3 separate regions of the Homo sapiens genome follow, and all the other regions are linked to region 1. Evidence: chromatin loops called from intact Hi-C (ENCODE). Cell type or tissue: dorsolateral prefrontal cortex. All regions are shown on one strand. Each heading gives the region's core, and the rest is flanking DNA. Links, peaks and the distances in the headings are about the cores only.

Region 1 (6,281 bases), core at 1,259-5,258:
TACTTCTCTGCAAATTTCCAGAGTCTCATCACTCAGCTTTCTATACACATTTTCTCTTTTTGTTTGGGTATGTATGCCAGTCCCTGTGACTTTAGAAATGATGAGATATTATAAGGCCCATGCACAGCCCCACAATTATTCTCACGAACTCGGTTTTAATGTTGGTATGATTTGGGTATTATAAAAATTCATGGTCCTCAAGAAGCAGCCAGCAGTTTACCTATGGTAGCAGATACATTTTTGTCTAGCTTTCCCCATTTATTATTTGCATCATGCTTGATCAGACGGCCTCAAGAACAGCTTCTGCATAGTGAAAGAGAAAACAATGGTTTGAAAATGAAAGTTTAGTGCTAAAATGTAGCCATATGAATGTTCTTTGGAAGCACTTGTTTTTAAGGACCTTGGGGACATTCTCTGGTTGGTGTTTGTGTTAGTTTGCCAAAGCTGCATGGAAAAGTACTACGGATTGGGTGGCTTAAACAACAGAAATGTATCTTCTTATAATTCTGGAGGGTAAAATCCAAGATCAAGGTGTCAGCAGGTTTTTTTTTTTTTTTTTTTTTTTTTTTTTTTTTTTTTTTTTTTTGAGGCCTTCCTCTTTGGCTTGTAGATGCTGTCTTCTCAATGTATCTTTACATGGTCTTCCCTCTGTAACTGTCTGTCTCCTAATAGGCTCTTCTTATGAGGACACCAGTCACATGGGATTAGGGCCCACCTCAATGACTGCATTTTACTTAACTACCCCTGTTAAAGGCTCTCACTTTCCAAATATACTTACATTCTGCAGTATTGGGGGTTAGAACTTCAACATATAAATTTTGGGGGGACACACTTCAGCTCATAACAGTGTTAGAATGGGAAATGTTTATGAATCAATATTTACAAAATGGATAAGGAGGCTAGCAAAGCAAACACATAATCTCTCTGCTCAGACTCATCACACATCCTACCTGTGAGAGCCAATTGTTAAATAGTCAAGAAGTTTCCAAGATTAAGCCATGAAAACCAGCAATAGCTACATTGCTAATTTCAATCACCACCCTCACACTGAAAGCTAGGTTTCTTCTCTCTCTCTCTCTTTTTTTGTTTTTGAGACAGTCTTGCTCTGTCACCCAGGCTGGAGTGCAGTGAAGCAATCTTGGTGGCTCACTGCAACCTCTGCCTCCTGGGTTCAAGTGATTCTTCTGCCTCAGTCTCAAGAGCAGCTGGGATTACAGGCCCCCACCACCACGCTTGGCTAATTTTTGTATTTTTAGTAGAGATGGGGTTTCACCATGTTGGCCAGGCTGTTCTTGAACTCCTGACCTCAAGTAATCTGCCTGTCTTGGCTTCCCAAAGTGCCGGGATTACAGGCATGAACCACCGTGCCCAGCCAGAAAGCTAGTTTTCAAGGACACACTGCTCTATGCCATATCCATTTTTACAGTGAAGGTCACCTTGAGAAATAAATTAGCTTTTTCTAAAGGGATACTTTTCCTAGGATTGCTGTAAGTTGGGAATATGGTTTGGATATTTGCCCCCTCCAAATTTCATGTTGAAATATCATTAGGGAATTGCAAATTAAAACAATAATGAGATATCACTATGCACTTAATAGAATGGCCAAAATCCAAAAAAACCTCACAATACTAAAAGCTGGTGAGGAAGGAGAATAGCAGGACCTCTCATTCATTGCTGGTGGAAATACAAAAGAGCACAGTCACTTTGGAAAACAGTTTAGCAGGTTCTTACAAAACTAAACATAGTATTACCATATGGTACAGGAATCAAGCTCCTCAGTATATATCCAAATGAATTAAACTTATGTTTCCCCCCACCCAAAACCCTGCACAAAGGCTTATAGCAGCAGTATTCATAATTGTCAAAAACCAGAAGCGGCCCAGCGTGATGGCTCACACCTGTAATCCCAGCACTTTTGGAGGCTGAGGTGGGTGGATCACCTGAGGTCAGGAGTTTGAGACCAGCCTGGCCAACATGGTGAAACCCTGTCTCTACTAAAAATACAAAAATTAGCCAGGCGAGGTAGCAGGTGCCTGTAATCCCAGCTACTTGGGAGGCTGAGGCAGGAGAATTGCTTGAACCCGGGAGGTGGAGGTTGCAGTGAGCTGAGATCACACTACTGCACTCCAGCCTGGGCGACAACAGCGAAACTCTGTCTCAAACAAACAAACAACAACAACAACAACAAAAACCCCAGAAGCAATCCAGATGTTCCGCAGTAGGGAATGGCTCAACAAACATTGGTGCATCCATACAATGGAATATTATTCAGTGACAAGAATAAACGAGCTGTCAAATCACAAAAAGGTATGAAGGGCTCTAAAACACATATTGCTAAGTGAAAGAAGCCAGTCTGAGAAGGACATATATTTTATTATTTCACGATGTGTTATTCTGGAAAAGGCAAAACTGTAGAGACAGTAAAAAATATCATTGATTACCAGGAGTTAGGGAAGAAAGAAAGAAGGATGAAGAGGTGAAGCACAGGGAAGTTTTAGTCAGTGAAATTATTCTCTATAACTCTATAATGGTGGATACCTGTAATTTGTCGAAACCCATGGAAATGTACAACCTTATAGTACACTATGGACTTCAGTTAATCGTAAAGTGTTAATATTGCTTCGTTGACTTTAACAAATGTACTGCACTAATGCAAGGTGTTAACAATAGGGGGAACTCTGTGGGGGAGGAGAGTATATGAGAACTTCTTACTAACTGCTTGATTGTTCTGCAAATCCGAAGATGTTCTAAAAATAAAGCCTATTAATTAAAAAAACCCCAAAATGTAAAATAACAATAATGAGTGTCTGATTTCAATTTGCCTATAACATGCTTAGAAATTCAATTCGTTAATTTCAGTTTTTGAAATAATCAGATTGTCCAAAAGAGGGTGCCAAAGATTTACAAAGGTATTTTCTTTGGTTCTGTAAAAAGAAGCTAAGTAATAAAATAGAATTAATGTAATTAAAAGCCAAGAGAACCTAATATAAGTCAATGTGTCTGACTCTTATCTACATCTTGCCAATGACTCCTATCCTCCTTCCCTGGGACTCATGTTGGATGCGTTTTGCTTCTTGGTGCTGCTGCTTTGCTGTGTTTGAGAGTGTAATTCACCCTCATGATGCACAGCAGGTGACCCTGACTCCAAAGATACCTGCAGGGAGCTGAGCTAACCGAAATACGCCTGCACCTTATTTTAGGTAACGATAGACAGAGGCTTGTATAAGTTGGATTTGAATGGGAGTTTGCAAATTGATGTGTATACTTTGTAAATTTATACTATTTTCAGTTATATACACTTAGAGACAATTTTGACTTATTACTATTGGGTCTTCCACTGAAAGTGGCTTTTAGCACTGTAATCTTCAATTGCCCTGTTTCTAGAACCCTAAATCAAGGAGTTTATAATCTGTAACTAAGTATAAATGCATTGACACAATTCATTTTTTAAGGTATCTTTTGGTGGGCAGGGCCTGGTGGCTCATGCCTGTAATCCCAGCAGTCTGGGAGGCTGAGGCAGGAGGATTGTTTGAGCCCAGGAGTTAGAGACCAGCATAGGCAACATAGCAACACTCTGCCTCTGCAAAAAAATAAAGAATTAGCCCGACATGGCAGTGTGTAACCTGTAGTCCTGACTACTCAGGAGGCTGAGGTGGGAGGATTGCTTGAGCCCAAGAGGTCCAGGCTACAGTGAGCCAAGATCATGCCACTGCGGTCCAGCCTGGGTGACAGAGCCAGACCCTATCTCAAGTATATATATGAATAATTTCATCAAGGAATCTCCTTAAGATAACTATATCACAACAAAACTAAGTTCTTTTTTTGTTATATTGCCTTTTTACATTTTCAGAACATCTTTATTTTCTGTTGATTGTAAAAGAAACAGACACTAATAAAATAATCAGATTAAAAAAATTGTTTTAGGTTTGGGGTACATACGCAGGTTTGTTATATAGGTAAACTCATGTCACAGGGGTTTGCTGTACAGATTATTTTGTCATCCAGGCACTAAGCCTAGTACCCAATAGTTATTTTTTCTTCTCTTCTCCCTCCCCCCGCCCTCCACCCTCAGGTAGGCCCCAGTGTCTGTTGTTCTTTTCTTTGTGTCCATGAGTTCTCATCATTCAGCTCCCACTTATAAGTAAAAACATGCAGTACTTGGTTTTCTGTACATGCATTAATTTGCCAAGGATAATGGCCTTCAGCTCCATCTATTTTCTCACAAAAACATGATCTCATTATTTTTTATGGCTGCATAGTATTCCGTGGTATATATGTACCACATAAAATAATCAAATTAAGAAACTCCAAAGTGAAAGCTTACTTAATCTTACTTGAAGATTTCTTACTTACTGTCAGTGATTTGTTATGTAACTTTCTCTTTGGTGTGTATATTAAGAAACAATTTTATTTTATTGTGGTAAGAACACTTAACATGATATCTACCCTCTTAACAAATTTTGAAATATGCAATACAGTATTGTTTACTAAAGGTACCATTTTGTACAGCAAATCTCTAGAACTTATTCATATTGCTCAACAGGGAGGGGCTTGTGTAACCTTCTGAATGTTTACATATGTGTTTAGAATGTAAATGGCTTACATTATCCATATTCTCCAGTGATATACTTTCCACATCTAATGATGAATGTCTGTCTTATATAACATCATTCTTTCTTTGCAATGGATGCCTATGATTCCCTTTTATGGATGTATTACACTTTGTTTAGTCAATACCCTATTACACAATTTATTTAGTTCTTTCTTTTGTTTTTGTTTTTGCTATTAACAGTATTGATTTAATAAAAAGCCTTACAAACCCATATTTATGGATTCGTGCTATTATCTCTGTTTAACTAATTCCTGAATTGAAATTCTAAGTTTAAATATAAGCATATTTATATATATATTTTAATTTTTAATTTTTTGTGGATATATAGTGGGTATATATATTTATGGGATGTGTGAGATGTTTTGATACAGGCATGCAATACATAATAATCACATCATAGAGAATGGGGTATCCATCCTTTCAAACATTTATGCTTTGTGTTACAAGCAATCCAATTATACTCTTTTAGTTATTAAAAATGTACAATTAAGTTATTATAGACTATGGTCACCCTATTGTTCTATCAAGTAGTAGGTCTCATTCATTCTATTTTTTTTTGTACTCATTAACCATTCCCACCTCCTCCCCATTCTTTCCTCTTCCCTTCCCAGCCTCTGGTAACCATCCTTCTGCTCTCTATGTTCGTGAATTCAATTGTTTTGATTTTTAGATCCCATAAATAAGTGAGAACATGTGCTGTTTGTTTTTCTGTGCCTGGTTTATTTCACTTAACATAATGATCTGCATATATTTTGATAGGCATTACCATCCACTATCTGATAAGTTTTACAGATTCAGTCCTGTAATTTAATGATGGGGATATGTTCTGGGAAATGTGTCCTTAGATGATTTTGTTGTTGTGTGAACATCAAAGAGTGTATATAGTATTTATGTAAACCTAGATTGTGTAGCCTACTACACACCTAGGTTATGTGGTATAGCCTATTGTTCCTAGGCTACAAACCTATACAGCATGCTACTTACTGAATAATGTAGGAAGTTATAACGCAAATCACTAAGCCACAGGAATTTTTCAGCTCCATTTTCATCTTATGGGACCACCGCGGTATATGCGGTTTGTTTTTGACTGAAATGCTCTTATGTGGCACATGAGTGTATAAAAACCCACTCACATGAGTGTTCCTCTGGGGTTTTCTTAAAGTGGAGAACAACTGCATCTAAGAATGAATCATTTTAGATCAGGGCTGTCTAGGATTGAAATGTCCCAGGATCAGACAGCATCCAGAATAGCATTTACCTTTTCTGGTATATGCTGCAAAATAATTGCCACAAGTATCATTGACGATTTGCATTCTTGGTATATCTATGTAAAGGAGATGTCCTTCGACTGACAGCTGGCAATACTTCTTGCAGATCTCAGAGCTAACTGCATGTTGAGGTTCAGCATCCACTCTGGTGATTTGGTGATTTGAGTTTTCAGATCTTGAGCTGTGTAATTTCAGGAGGCTTTCTTCTCTGTCGGAAGGAAGACTGGAGTGATGCAATTATCCTATTGGAGTACATTTCCTTTCAATTCTGTTCTCAAAATATATTTTTTTCCAGAAGAAAAAATTAGCGTCATTTTTATTGGGCAGGGGAGGGGTAGGAAGGGGATTTGGATAAAAAGAGTAGAACCATTCATCTGCTTGTATTCCTTTTCAGAAGACGT
Region 2 (6,281 bases), core at 1,476-5,475, 850 kb after region 1:
GCACAAAGTATAAAAATTTAGTCTTTTCTTATATTTACCCTGACCCCACTAGTCAGATGTAATAGTAACAACTTGATTTGAGTCCTTCCAGATATATAGTGCTAGAAGATAGATAAATAGAATAAATGAAAAGTCATATGAGATAATTTATTAACTTGTTTTATTCCTAACTGTCTCCCACCATGGAATTTTAATACCACATATATCTATTTATCTGTGTGTGTATTGATGCATATCTATTGTTTTATACATAAAAATAATAAGGTTCTTTTTCTCCAAGAACCATTTTTTCTTCCTTGGGTGAGATATTGCCCCTACAGAGAACCTGCGATTTAGATTATTGTGTTATTAAAGCTCTAATTTATACAATAAGACATGTAAGTGTTTCACAATTCTGAATACGACTTAATATGAAAGAGATTTATGAAAAGGAATCCCAAATAGAAGTTTTTAATAGCTATAATATCAAATAATAAAAACGACCACCTTTGATGTTGATTAATTTTGATATCATGGCTATTTGCTTAAATTAGCCAGTTCTTACCTAACATATTCTATTTCATAGAATAGTTATGATGTGAACATTATAAGATCCTTGTATGATTTAACTAAATAATCCAGGTGGCTTTTGAGAGGGAGAACACTTTTTTAAAAATAACTTTTGACTTTTCTCTTTTGTCAGCGTGCAGAAAAGTGTGACACTAAAAGAACCAACCTGATACTACTATCCTTAGAAAAGCCTGCATACAAGGTTGGCTGTCATCTGGGAATGTAGGTGATCAAGAGTTCTCTCCACTGACATAAACTTTGTTTAAATAATAAGGATGACTCATTGTGACTAGACTATGCAAATAATGGGATGTGTGTTAAACATCTCCTTTCCTTCTGGGAGTCTGGAATTTTGGTGTATGCTAAACAGTGGGTGCCTGCAAGACCAGCCTCAAATAAAAACCCTGGGCACTGAGTCTCTAAAAAGACTCCCAGTAGGCAATATTTCACACGTGTTCTCACAACTTACTGCTGGAGGAATTATGCACGCCTTGCATGACTCTATTGGAAAAGGACTCTAGGAATCTTGCACCTGATTCTTACCGACTTCTCCCCATAATCTTTTTTTTCCTTGTATCCTTTCCATGTAATAAACCTTGGCCATGAGTCTTGCGAGTTCTTCTAATAATCATTAAACTGGGCGCTGGTCTTGAAGACCCTTGACACAGTTAGTCTATTTGGGATTCCTACTAGAGTATCGATATGAGTTGAACTGTGTTTCCCCAAGAAGATGTGTTTAAGTCCTAGCCCCCAGTAACTGTGACTGTGACCTTATTTGGAAATTGGGTCTTTCCAGATGTGATCAAGTTAAGATAGGGTCATACTGAATTAAAGTGATTCTTAATCTAATGTGACTGGAATCCTTATGAGAACAGAGAGAGAGACAGACACAGAGGGAAGAAGTCCACATGAAGATGGAAGCAAAAGTTGGAGATATACTGCCATAAATCAAGAAGCACCTGGGGCAGGTAGAAGCTGGAAGAGGAAAGAAAGAATCCCCTGAGCCCTAGAGGCTGTAGAGGGAGCGTGACCCTTTGAAAACCTTGATTTGGGACTTCTAGTCTCCAGAATAGTGACAGAATAAATTATATTCTGTATATTTTATGTAATTATATTCTGTATGTTTTATATAATTATATAATAATTACATATATATATGTTCTACAATATAATTATATGATAAGGGATTACATTCAGCCTGTTTAATATATATAATATATAATTATATGTATCATTATATAATATAAATAATCTAGGTGGCTTTTTAATATATATAATTATATGTTATGTATTTATATATCATTATATGTTAGATAATTATAATTATATGTTAGATAATTATATATAATTATATGTTATATATATGAAACAGGCTGAATGTAATCCCTTATATATAATATATAATATGTGTTATATAATATATATTAATATAATATATTGCATTACTTAATATATAATATATAACATAATCATATAACAATTATATATAGTTATATAATTATATAATTATGTTATATAATATAATTATATAATTATATATAATATATAATATAATTATATAATTATATATAATATATAATATAATTATATATTATAATGTTATATAACATAATATATAAGATAATTATATTTTATTATATATTATATAATGTATAATTATATATAATATAATATGTTAGATATTACAATATATTAATATTATATATTATATAATACATATTATATATAATTATATAATTATATTGTAGAAAGTCACCCACTTTGTGATACCCTGTAACACCACTCCTTGGGAACTAGTACAACTGTCAATTTAGATTTTTTTTATTAGGGAAGAAAATTACCCATTATATTTAGTTTTTTAAATATGTTCATCATATACAAAATTTTATTTTTGTTCATTTTTGTAACTATAATAAACACTTAAAAACAGAAGTTTTGTCCGATTGTTCACTATGTATCTTAAGTGACAAGAACAGTGCCTGGACTAGTAGGCATTTTGTAAATATATTTAATAAATACATAAATATATTAAATAAATAAATACATTGAATACAGAAATACATTCAAAAGAATAAATGAATGTATATAGAGAGGAGATTTGTTACCAATATGTGAGTTAAAATCAGAGTGATATGTCAATAATTTGTTTTAATTTTCTATTATTATTTAATTTTCTATTATGGTTTAACATTGAAAATATATTATTACTTTCCTTTGTCTTCCCTTTTGATGATTCTGTCAATATTATTCCACAGTGTTTTCCTTTGTGAAGAAAATACAGCTGTTCTGGTTTGCATTCAATTAACATTAACCTGGTTTTCATGATAGGATATTTGTCAAATTTCTCTTTTTCCACTTGTGCTTTTGAAATCTTGTTTCATCTCCTTATTTTTTAAACTAGTTTTGTAAAGTTTCCTAATTATAAATCTCTCTGTCTCTGTCTCTCTGTCTGTCTCGTGTGTGTGTGTGTGTGTGTGTGTGTGTGTGTGTGTGTGTGTGTGTGCGCGTGTGTGATAAATCTGTTCTGGCTGCACATTCACCTTCTACAATTCAGGCCAGCCAAAGCCCATAAATTATAGGGTAACTTGTAATAAGCAATCTAGAAGCATACTGTTCAGGAGAAATATAATGTGTACCACATATATTAATTTTAAATTTTCTAGAAGGATACTAAAAAAGGAAAAAGTAGATACAATTTAATTAATCAATTTTAATAGTACAATTTAAACATATCGAAATAGTATTAAACATATCCAAATAGTATTAATTTAGCATGTCATCAATAGAATATTATTAACAAGGCATTTTACACTTTTTTGGTACTGTCTTTGAAATCCCATATGCATTTTGTGCATATGACAGTTCTCATTTGGACTTGCCACACTTCAAATGCTCAATAGTCATATGTAGCTTGCAGCTACCTTATTGGGCTGCACACTTCTAGTGACATCTTGTCATTAGCACCAGTGTATGTTAAATATATCTGATTTCATTATTATTAAAACGTCCCCTGAGTAAAGGCAGATGCTGTTTCCCAGAGTTGCTGGCAAGCTTGATGTTTGATGAGTCTAGTAATGCATAGGATCTGTTCTCAGGTTGCTTCATCAGCCATAGCCCGTCTCCTGAAAGATGGCTCCCTCTAGTGTCTCTACTTGAGTTAGTGAGTCGATTTCAGGATGATGTAAATGCCCTTTCAGCCTTTTATCTTCTCCCACTAAGGATTTACCATATGTAGGACAGGTAACCACTGAATTTCTGAAACAGCCTCATGAAATCCAGTCAGTACATTTAGCAGCTATTTTGTATGGCCAGGGGAGAATTTAAAGGCTTAGACAATTCAGCAGCTACAGCAGGGAGATCTTTGGGCTGTGGATCAGGATGGGCTGGAAAAGATAGGGAGGGTTACTATTGGGTGCAAATGCAAGGGATAGATCTATTCATAAATGCTGTGAACTTTGGAACCCCCAGCTAAAGTGTACACTTGAGCACCATTTCCATTTAACAGTGTGCTCCATTGGGGTGTTTCCTCAATTTGAATGTTTCACAGACATCACCTAAGTCATGATGGGTGTTTCTGGTTTCAGGATTGCCAGGTCTCTTGATGTAGGAGCAATTCCTGCCAATGCCCAACAACAAGCTCACAATTATGTTTCTAAAGGGCTGAATTGAGCAGCTGCATCAGACCACTTTCAAGTCCAAAATCTCTGCCGTCTCCACTGAGCAGCAATATTGATTTCTGCCAAAAGCTCTAGTCTGTGTGTGTTCCAGTTGTTGACACTTCTACAATCATTTGTGCATTCGGGTCATAAGGCTCAAGAGACACTGCCTGATTGACAGCCCTTTATAAATCTTTTATTTGCTTGTTTCTGTCAGGCCACAATTCAATCTCAGATTTCTTTCTAGTGACTTTGTGGAAAGGACTAACAATATCCCAGAGTGGAAGATGTGATTATGCCATAACTCAAACAGATTCTCCAGTCTCTGGGCTGTTTAGTAACAAGGTCAAGATCAGATTCTAAATTATTTCTTATGATAGGAGGAAAGCCTCTTGTGATCTGGCTCATGTTCTTTTCTAAATTTTCAGGGACTGGGGCAGGTCTTGAATTGTACTGGGGTTTATCTGCCGTGCTTTATTGACAGCTGGGTGACACAGTCTCTAAAGTATACTTTGCTTTTTCCTCTGAGGAGGCAATTAAGATATCATTGATGTTATCAACTTACTCCTGGTTATCAAGATCAAGTGCAGCTACGCTGGATTGTGATAGTATACTGGTTAGCTTAAATGTCTTTTTGTTAATATGTGGAGGCAGTGTTCTTGATTGACTTCTGAAATAGGTGTACAAAAGAAAGCATGAGCTAAGATCTATACTGAATGCTCTCCTTTGATCCATTGCCTGTTGGTGCAATTGTATTGGTTTTGCTTTTTGTTTTTCTGAATTATATCTATAGCACATCCAACGCTATGGTGGATCTACCTAGATGAACTCCCAGTGGTCCACTATCAGTATGTGTAGATAACCTGCTTTGCGTTTTTGGTGTGTAAGGGCTATTAAAAGAGAATTATTGGGTTTACTGATTTTTTAAAGATTGAGTAGTATTCCATTGTGTATACATACTACATATTCTTTATTCATCTGTTGATGGATACTTGGGTTGATTCCGTGTCTTGGCTATGGTGAATTATACTGTAATTAACATGGGAGTGCAGCTATCTCTTTGCCGTATTGACTTTACTTCCTTTGGATATATACCAAAAAGTTGGATTGCTGAAACTACCATATGCTACTTCTAATTAGAGTTTTTTGAGGAACCTCTACATTGTTTTCTATGGTGGCTATACTAACTTACATTCAAACATACATTAAAATTCCACATTGTATACCATAAATATAAATAATTTTCATTTATCAATTAAGGAAAATAATTAATGGAGATCAATATCACTATTTCAATCATTAATGCTAATTAAAGCATTAATGTTCTCTTTTACTTCTGGAACTCTGTATTATTTAGTATTTTCTACAGAGGAGGTCTTAGGCAATTGCAAAGATTGTAATTTATCATTTCAGGTGACACCAGGTGGAGGGTGACTATGGAACATGGAACACACGCAGTGTAATAATGTAGGAGCAGAGTCCTCCATTCTCCTGTGACACCCATTCCCATTATACACTTAGGTAAGGGAGATGAAATGAGAGAATACTTTCTCCAGTCGTATTTTCCAAATTAGAGTTTAACTGGTACGTTGTTATTGTCTACCACAGCATTTCCGCGTTCTCCAAGTTTCACCTTTAGACCTCTTAGACTGTCCTCCTAGCCCCTATGTGGATTTCCATAGACTGATTGCGAAGAGTTAATAATTCCACATATTTTAGTTATTGCCCTCAGGCCATTCCATCCACATCACTTTCTAGTTCTTTGGATTCCCTCACTGAGGGGTGGGTGGGCAGATCCCAAATCCTTACTTAATTTACATAAAAAGGAAATATGGCTTTAACTGAGGGATTACATTCAGCCTGTTTAAGTATTTCCATTCCAAATCATAATCCTTATGATTGGATTTGTACTTATCCATGCTAAGTTATATGTGGAAACTTCGAGGGGGCTTCTTAAGGTATGCATGTCATAGCCAACAATGAAGTTGGATTTTTACCTCTCATGCTTCAAGATTATACCGCCAAAACCCTACCAATAATCCTCTCAATTCCCCCTTTTTCATCCTGTTTTTCAGC
Region 3 (6,281 bases), core at 1,476-5,475, 140 kb after region 1:
GATTACTCTTCTAGAAGTCAGGCTAAAGATACTGTCAATATTGTCACATCAATTTAAGAGTCCAGCAGCCAGTGGAAACTTTCTCTGGTCTGAGGTATCACATATACAAGGCAACGTCTCCCCTGTGTGTGGGAAGGTGGTGAACTCTGTTTCTGGATATACCTGTATGTGTTAGTTTGCTAGGGCTCCCCTAACGAGGTACCACAGACTGGGTAGTTTCACCAACAGAAATGTATCTTCTCGTGGTTCTGAGGCAGCAAGTCCTCCGAGGCCTCTTTCCTTGGCTTGTGGATGGCTGTCTTTTCCCTGCCTGGCCACATGGCCTTTCCTCTGTGTCCCAATTTCCTTTTCATCAGTCAAACTGGATCAAAGCCCACCCTAATGACCTCATTTTAACTTAAATATCTCTTTGAAGACTCTGTCTCCAAGTAGAGAGACGTTCTGAGGTACTGGGAGTTAGAACTTCAACACAAGAATTTGGGAGGACACAGCCCACGACACGGTGACATTTAAAGTCTCTCGGCATCTAATTGTATATATTAAATATGAGCAGTTTTTTGTATTTCAGTTATACTTCAAGAAAGCTGTGAGGTCCCCATGCTTCACTCATCTCTCTGCCTTGTTCTGAGTGGATTCGGTATTTAGGGGCCAAGTTATCAATTACAGCAGCCCCATTTCTCAGAAGCCACATGAATGACTTAAAAAGCTGCTCATTTGGCCAGGCGCGGTGGCTCACGCCTGTAATCCCAGCACTTTGAGAGGCTGAGGCGGGTGGATCACCTGAGGTCAGGAGTTTGAGACCAGCCTGGCCAACATGGTGAAGCCCTACTCTCTGCTAGTATATCTCTACTAAAAATACAAAAAAATTAGCTGGCATGGTGGCAGGTTCCTGTAATCCCAGCAACTTGGGAGGCTAAGGCAGGAGAATCGCTTGTACCCAGGAGACGGAGGTTGCAGTGAGCCGAGATCGCACCATTGCACTCCAGTCTAGGCGACAAGAGTGAAACGTGAAACTCTCGTCTCAAAAAAAAAAAAAAAAAAAAAAAAAGCTGCTGATTTTCTGCTTACAGCCATTTACATAGACTTTGGGAGAGAAGGACTTTGATATGGTTTGGCTCTGTTCCTCCACCCAAATTTCATGTTGACTTGTAATTCCCAATGTTGGGGGAGGGACCTGGTGGGAGGTGATTGGATCATGGGGACAGACTTTCCCCACGGTGTTCTCATGATGGTAAGTTCCTGAGGCCTCCTCAGAAGCAGAAGCCTGTACAACCTGTAGAACCATGAACCAATTAAACTTCTTTTCTTTATAAATTACCCATTCTCAGGTAGTTCTTTATAGCAGTGTGAGAATGAACTAACACAGACTTCAACTAAAGAATAAATTGGAGGCTGGGCATGATGGCTCACACCTGTAAACCCAGAACTTTGGGAGGCTGAGATGGGAGGATCATGAGGTCAGGAGTTCGAGACCAGCCCGACCAACATTGTGAAACCCCCATCTCTACTAAAAATACAAAAATTAGCCAGGCATGGTGGCTCAACGCCTGTGATCCCAACTGCTCAGGAGGCTGAGGCAGGAGAATTGCTTGAACCTGGGAGGCGGAGGTTGCAGTGAGCTGAAATCGCGTCACTGCACTCCAGCCTGGGCAACGGGGCGAGACTCTGTTTCCAAAAAAAAAAAAAAAAAATTAGAATCTAGCTCTTGTGTGACATAAATATGAAATGAGAAAATACCCCAGAGTAGAATTATAATATTAGGAATAAAAGTGACATTAATTTCTGAGGCCTCTGCTAAGTATGAAGAAAGAGCTCAAAGGGAAACAACAGGAGCCACTGCTCCCTAAGAAAAAAAAATTCCCGATTCTCTTAATGGGGGACAGAAATGTCAAAAATTGTATAGCTTCATTTTTACATCCCAAAATATGCTCCTAATAGAAACATAGTGCTAGTGTATATATTTTTCTCTAGTTATTATTGGTTCTATTAACAAAGGTTAGTATGCAACATATTTGCAAACATGCAGGACTACAAATAAAATCTTGTTTTCATACATCTAACTTAACCTTATAATTTTTCCTATTTTATTAAAAGATATTTTTCAAAAAAATAAAAAAGATGTTTTTCATCTAGCACATTATTCCTTTATCTGCTTTGTGATCATTATTCTTTCATAATTAATATCCAGCAACCATTCCCCAAGATAAGTATTTCCTATTTTTCTTCTTAAAACATACTCAAAAAATCATCCCTTTCAAAATACATCCTTGTGATAGTTAATTTGATAGTATCCAAATGTAGTTGTAGGACATATGAATTTCCTATGTTCAATATGCCATACACTCATGGCTTGTTTTTTTTGCTTTTATTTTATTTCAATAGTTTTGGGGAACAGGTGGGTTTTGGTTATATAGATAAGTTCTTCAGTGGTGATTTCTGAGATGTTGGTGTAGTTGTCTTTCAAGCAATGTGAACCATACCCTATATGTAGTCTTTTATCCCTCACCCTCTTCCCTCCCTTCCTCTAGAGTTCCCAAAGTCCATTGTATCATTCTTACCCTCACCATGGCTTTTCTGATAGATACATCATGTACTAATTGACTGTGATCATTAATCTTTGTGTTCAATTTGGCATTACTGGTTTATTAAGGTACTGTACACATATATAAGCTAAGTGTGTCTGAAATAACAGAGAAGGTATTTAAAGGGCCACAACTGCTTGTTACAATGTAAATGTAGTATTACAAACACCTCAAATTTCCTGGGTGTAGAACCACTTAAGCACTCCAAGATACCCTTGTTTCTGTCTATGATAAAGTGCCCACACTAAAACAATCAAAGCTTATGCCTGGTATCTGCATATAATCAATTACCAGGTTTTTCTTTAGCATTTTACACATGTGATCTGAATATTCCTGGTAACTAAGATAGGCATAAAAGGATGTTAAAGTGTGCAGATGCAAAATATTTCTGACCATCACATTTAGAATCTTCACCTATAAGATAATTTAGGAGAACCCTTCTTTTTACCATATTTTATTCCTGTTATTTATGTATTAGAAGAAGGGAGAGAGAGGAGGAGGAGGTAGAACAGAAGCAAGAAGGGGTAGAGTGAGAGAAAGAGGAACAGGAGGAAGAGGAGGAGGAGGAGAGAAGGGGAGAAGAGGAGGAAGGGAAATAAGAGAAAGTGAGAGAACAAACTTGAGATTTTCGTTCCAAATCTGGCTGAAAAACACAGATTTCTGGGCTCCCTATTGTAAGGTAATGGATGTGCTTTGGTCAAGGATAGGCCGAGGTAGGATGTATACATCCTGTGTGATGCAGGGGGATTGGAATGTAGGCGCACAATTTCATGTATAATGTAAACACAGCTATGTAGCCATGACATGGGAATGCCATCACTTGGCTCTATGCCACTATTGTCTGTAAAAGGCATAATTGCCCTGCTGGCACTGTACAGGCATGCTTGTGCCCAGAGAGAAAAAGAGTTAAGCCGATGACCCTGAAGGCAAGGGAGAGCCGGCTGCGCAGGCGTGCATGGGAGCAGCTGGAGCAAGCAGTCGAGACAGAGCAGACAGTGTAAGAGAGCTGCTGATGACAGAGCTGCTGAATAAAGCTGTGTTTCACCTACCTACGGCCCCCTGAGTGGTATCTGCCATTTCATCCACCCACTCCCCTTGGACCTCAGCATGGGCTGGAACCGTACCTTGACCCTAACACATGTCAAGCCTATCAAATTAATACAAATCACTTCAGGTGGTTCTAATTGTCAGCAGGGTTGAGGATAAGTGGGTTAGAAAATCCTGAGATTGTTGAGGGTCAACCCTCCCGGGTCCTGCAAATGTTAGCGAGCTTGTCTGCTGGTGTTCTCACAACAGCCTTCAATGCCTCATTCCTAAAGAATGGGGACTATGGGAATCTTAGACCCCATGGTAGGCCATTTGGGAGAATATTTTGGATCAGAGAGGGATTTCTGGTCTCCTAAAATTATAATGAACTCAATGAGGATAAGAAATGTGTCTTTTCCAACTCTATCTCTGTTGCTCACCAGGATGCCTAGTGAGGAATTGGTGACAGTAAATGTATTGAATTTGATGCATTATTAGGCCATCTGTTTCCCCCTGTTTGCTGTGGGTCCTGCCCAAAGCTAAATCCAAGCAGAGAACGTACTTTTTTGAAAGTTTTCATGGCTAATAAGAAACCTGTGATGCAGGAATAAGTTTGAAAACAAATGTATCTACACTGTAGGAGCATTGGTTGAATTTGAACCCAGGAAATGACTATTTCTATTTTGCCTTTACTCAGACATACAAACCCAATTCCATTTTGGTGGGGTAATGGCGTTACAGGAGACTAGAGATCCAGAAATGTCAGATACAGGAAAACAGAAAAGTACAACTGCTTTATCAGCTTTTCTACCACTGACCCTGTGTGGGTAACAAGCAACGGCTAATACCCCAAATCCAGGATCACATACATCTTTTGGTAGAATCAAGCAGGAAGTTTTTATAGCTTCAGATATATGGTTTGAAACAAAAACCTTTTCTGCTCAACTTTAATTAAAATAGAACAAATCTATCTGCAAGAGCGCTCTCGCAAAAACAAAAAGCAAATTTCACAAGGAAAGGTGGTAATCTTGAAATGGCATTTATTTGTTCAAAGAATAATTACATTTTATAGCCCAGCTCTATGAGGAATTCCAATATGATGCAAGTCTTTTAATATGTTTAAATAGAAAGATTCTTAATGCCATGACTAGTTTTTAATTGAGACCTTATTAAACACCCTATTGTGTAAATAGGAAACAATTTCAGTTTGAGTGTTTTCATTTGAGTGTTTTCATTTTCATTAAAGATATAGCAAATGGATTCACAGAAATTTTTGTACTTTACTCAAGTAATTTTGGAGCCCCATACTTTGGTGCAAAAAATAATAAGGACTAGCCTTGCACAATATTCTTTGCACCTTGCAGTGTATGGCAAGACATCTGATATAGGGTTGAAGAGCATTATATTTTAGATAAGGTGGTGGACTGTATAAGCACATGGTTTCTGTAAATTTCATACCGCCTTGTTATTCTGGCACCTGCTGTTCAAAGAAAGAGGAAACCTGAAGGAAATAAAACTCAGCACAAAACAGCTGCATCTAAAGTGGAGACTGCTGGGATGCATGAGGAGGAGACACAAAGGGAAAGACAAGATGGTTTTAAGTGTTTCTTAAATGTGGGGAAAAAGTTTGTTTCCAATAGAGTATTATTATATTTAATTGAGAAAAAAATAAATAAAGCGAAGGGAAATTTGAGAGGAGAAAGAAAAGGTTTTGATTAATTGTAGCTCACAGACCCTTAGGGCTGGAATGGACTTTATAGAATCCCAGTCTTGTTGGGCAACTCAGGAAAGTAAGGCTCACAGAGGTATTGACGTACTAAACACCCACTTAATGAATAAAATGCCTGCTGCATTTATGTAGATATGATTTTTTTTTTAATTCCTGGAGGAAAGATGAAAGATCAGTATTCACAAAACATTTGAATGATTTTGAATGCTGAGCCCCCAAGTCTTCGCCACTGGGGAGAAAGACTGTCCTGTGGCCACAGCCCACTGGGGAGACAGACTTTGTCCTGTGGCCACAGCCCTGGTGCCAGAGAAATGGGACTCCTGGGTTCCTCAGAGGCTACACTGTCTCACTCATCACACAGCTTACAGAGGTAGAATCTGAGGGCCTCGCTGGATACTAGAGATTCTTGCAGTATAGACTGGTAGTGAAAACCCTTCTGGAAATGTTTCTGAGAACAAGAGGTTGTAGTTTTAAGCCATGTATCCAGCATCCACCTATGACGTTGTGTTGAGTTCCTGGAATCTTCGGGATTCTACACCAGGGCAGCCAGGCGACTGAGAAGGACACAGCCTTCTTGTCAGAACACTCTGTGTTTCAATTTTACCTCTGCAAAGGACTATTCTTGTAACCACAAGTGGATACTGAACTCTCTGGATCTCTGTTTATTGCAGGGAAAAAGTAACATACAGCATATAAAATGCCAAGTGATGGCCTTTTCTGCCAAACACAGAGGAGTGGAACAATAAATTTGCATTAATTTCCCTCAAATTCCAGAAGATATTTCTTTGACTTAGTGCAGAATTTGAGAGAATAATTTTTTTTCTTGGTTACCTAATTTGCAAACTGGAATTAAGAACATTCAAAATCCTCTCGGATCGCTCGTTAAAATGAGTGATGAGCAATTTCCTGGAAAACAATGAACATTAGCTATCAGTCACTCTATG

The links. Peaks named below come from ENCODE experiments on the same cell type or tissue, not always from the same donor. Only the 100,000 strongest peaks of a DNase experiment are listed, where the experiment ranks them.
Region 2: it touches region 1 in a loop (6-fold over the local background); 27 of 110 quality-filtered maps call a loop at or near these places.
Region 3: it touches region 1 in a loop (3-fold over the local background); 4 of 110 quality-filtered maps call a loop at or near these places.

Annotation. Positions count from the first base shown.
Region 1 is chr16:75,798,606-75,804,886 of GRCh38, forward strand. The region is part of intron 3 of LOC105371348 (a long non-coding RNA gene); the gene reads left to right. Among named protein-coding and RNA genes, the nearest start is that of CPHXL, 75 kb to the left of the region's middle. In dorsolateral prefrontal cortex, for the core only: CTCF peaks have their summits at 2,889 (motif pointing right) and 3,089; no DNase peak of the experiment used is centred there; H3K27ac peaks cover 448 bases.
Region 2 is chr16:76,649,939-76,656,219 of GRCh38, forward strand. LINC02125 (long intergenic non-protein coding RNA 2125) reads left to right here. Exons shown (of 4, transcript NR_110934.1): 3 at 5,619-5,726. Among named protein-coding and RNA genes, the nearest start is that of LINC02125, 18 kb to the left of the region's middle. In dorsolateral prefrontal cortex, for the core only: CTCF peaks have their summits at 3,674 (motif pointing left) and 3,880; a DNase peak (open chromatin) is centred at 3,643.
Region 3 is chr16:75,935,577-75,941,857 of GRCh38, forward strand. No RefSeq gene overlaps it. Among named protein-coding and RNA genes, the nearest start is that of CPHXL, 210 kb to the left of the region's middle. In dorsolateral prefrontal cortex, for the core only: no CTCF peak of the experiment used is centred there; a DNase peak (open chromatin) is centred at 3,553.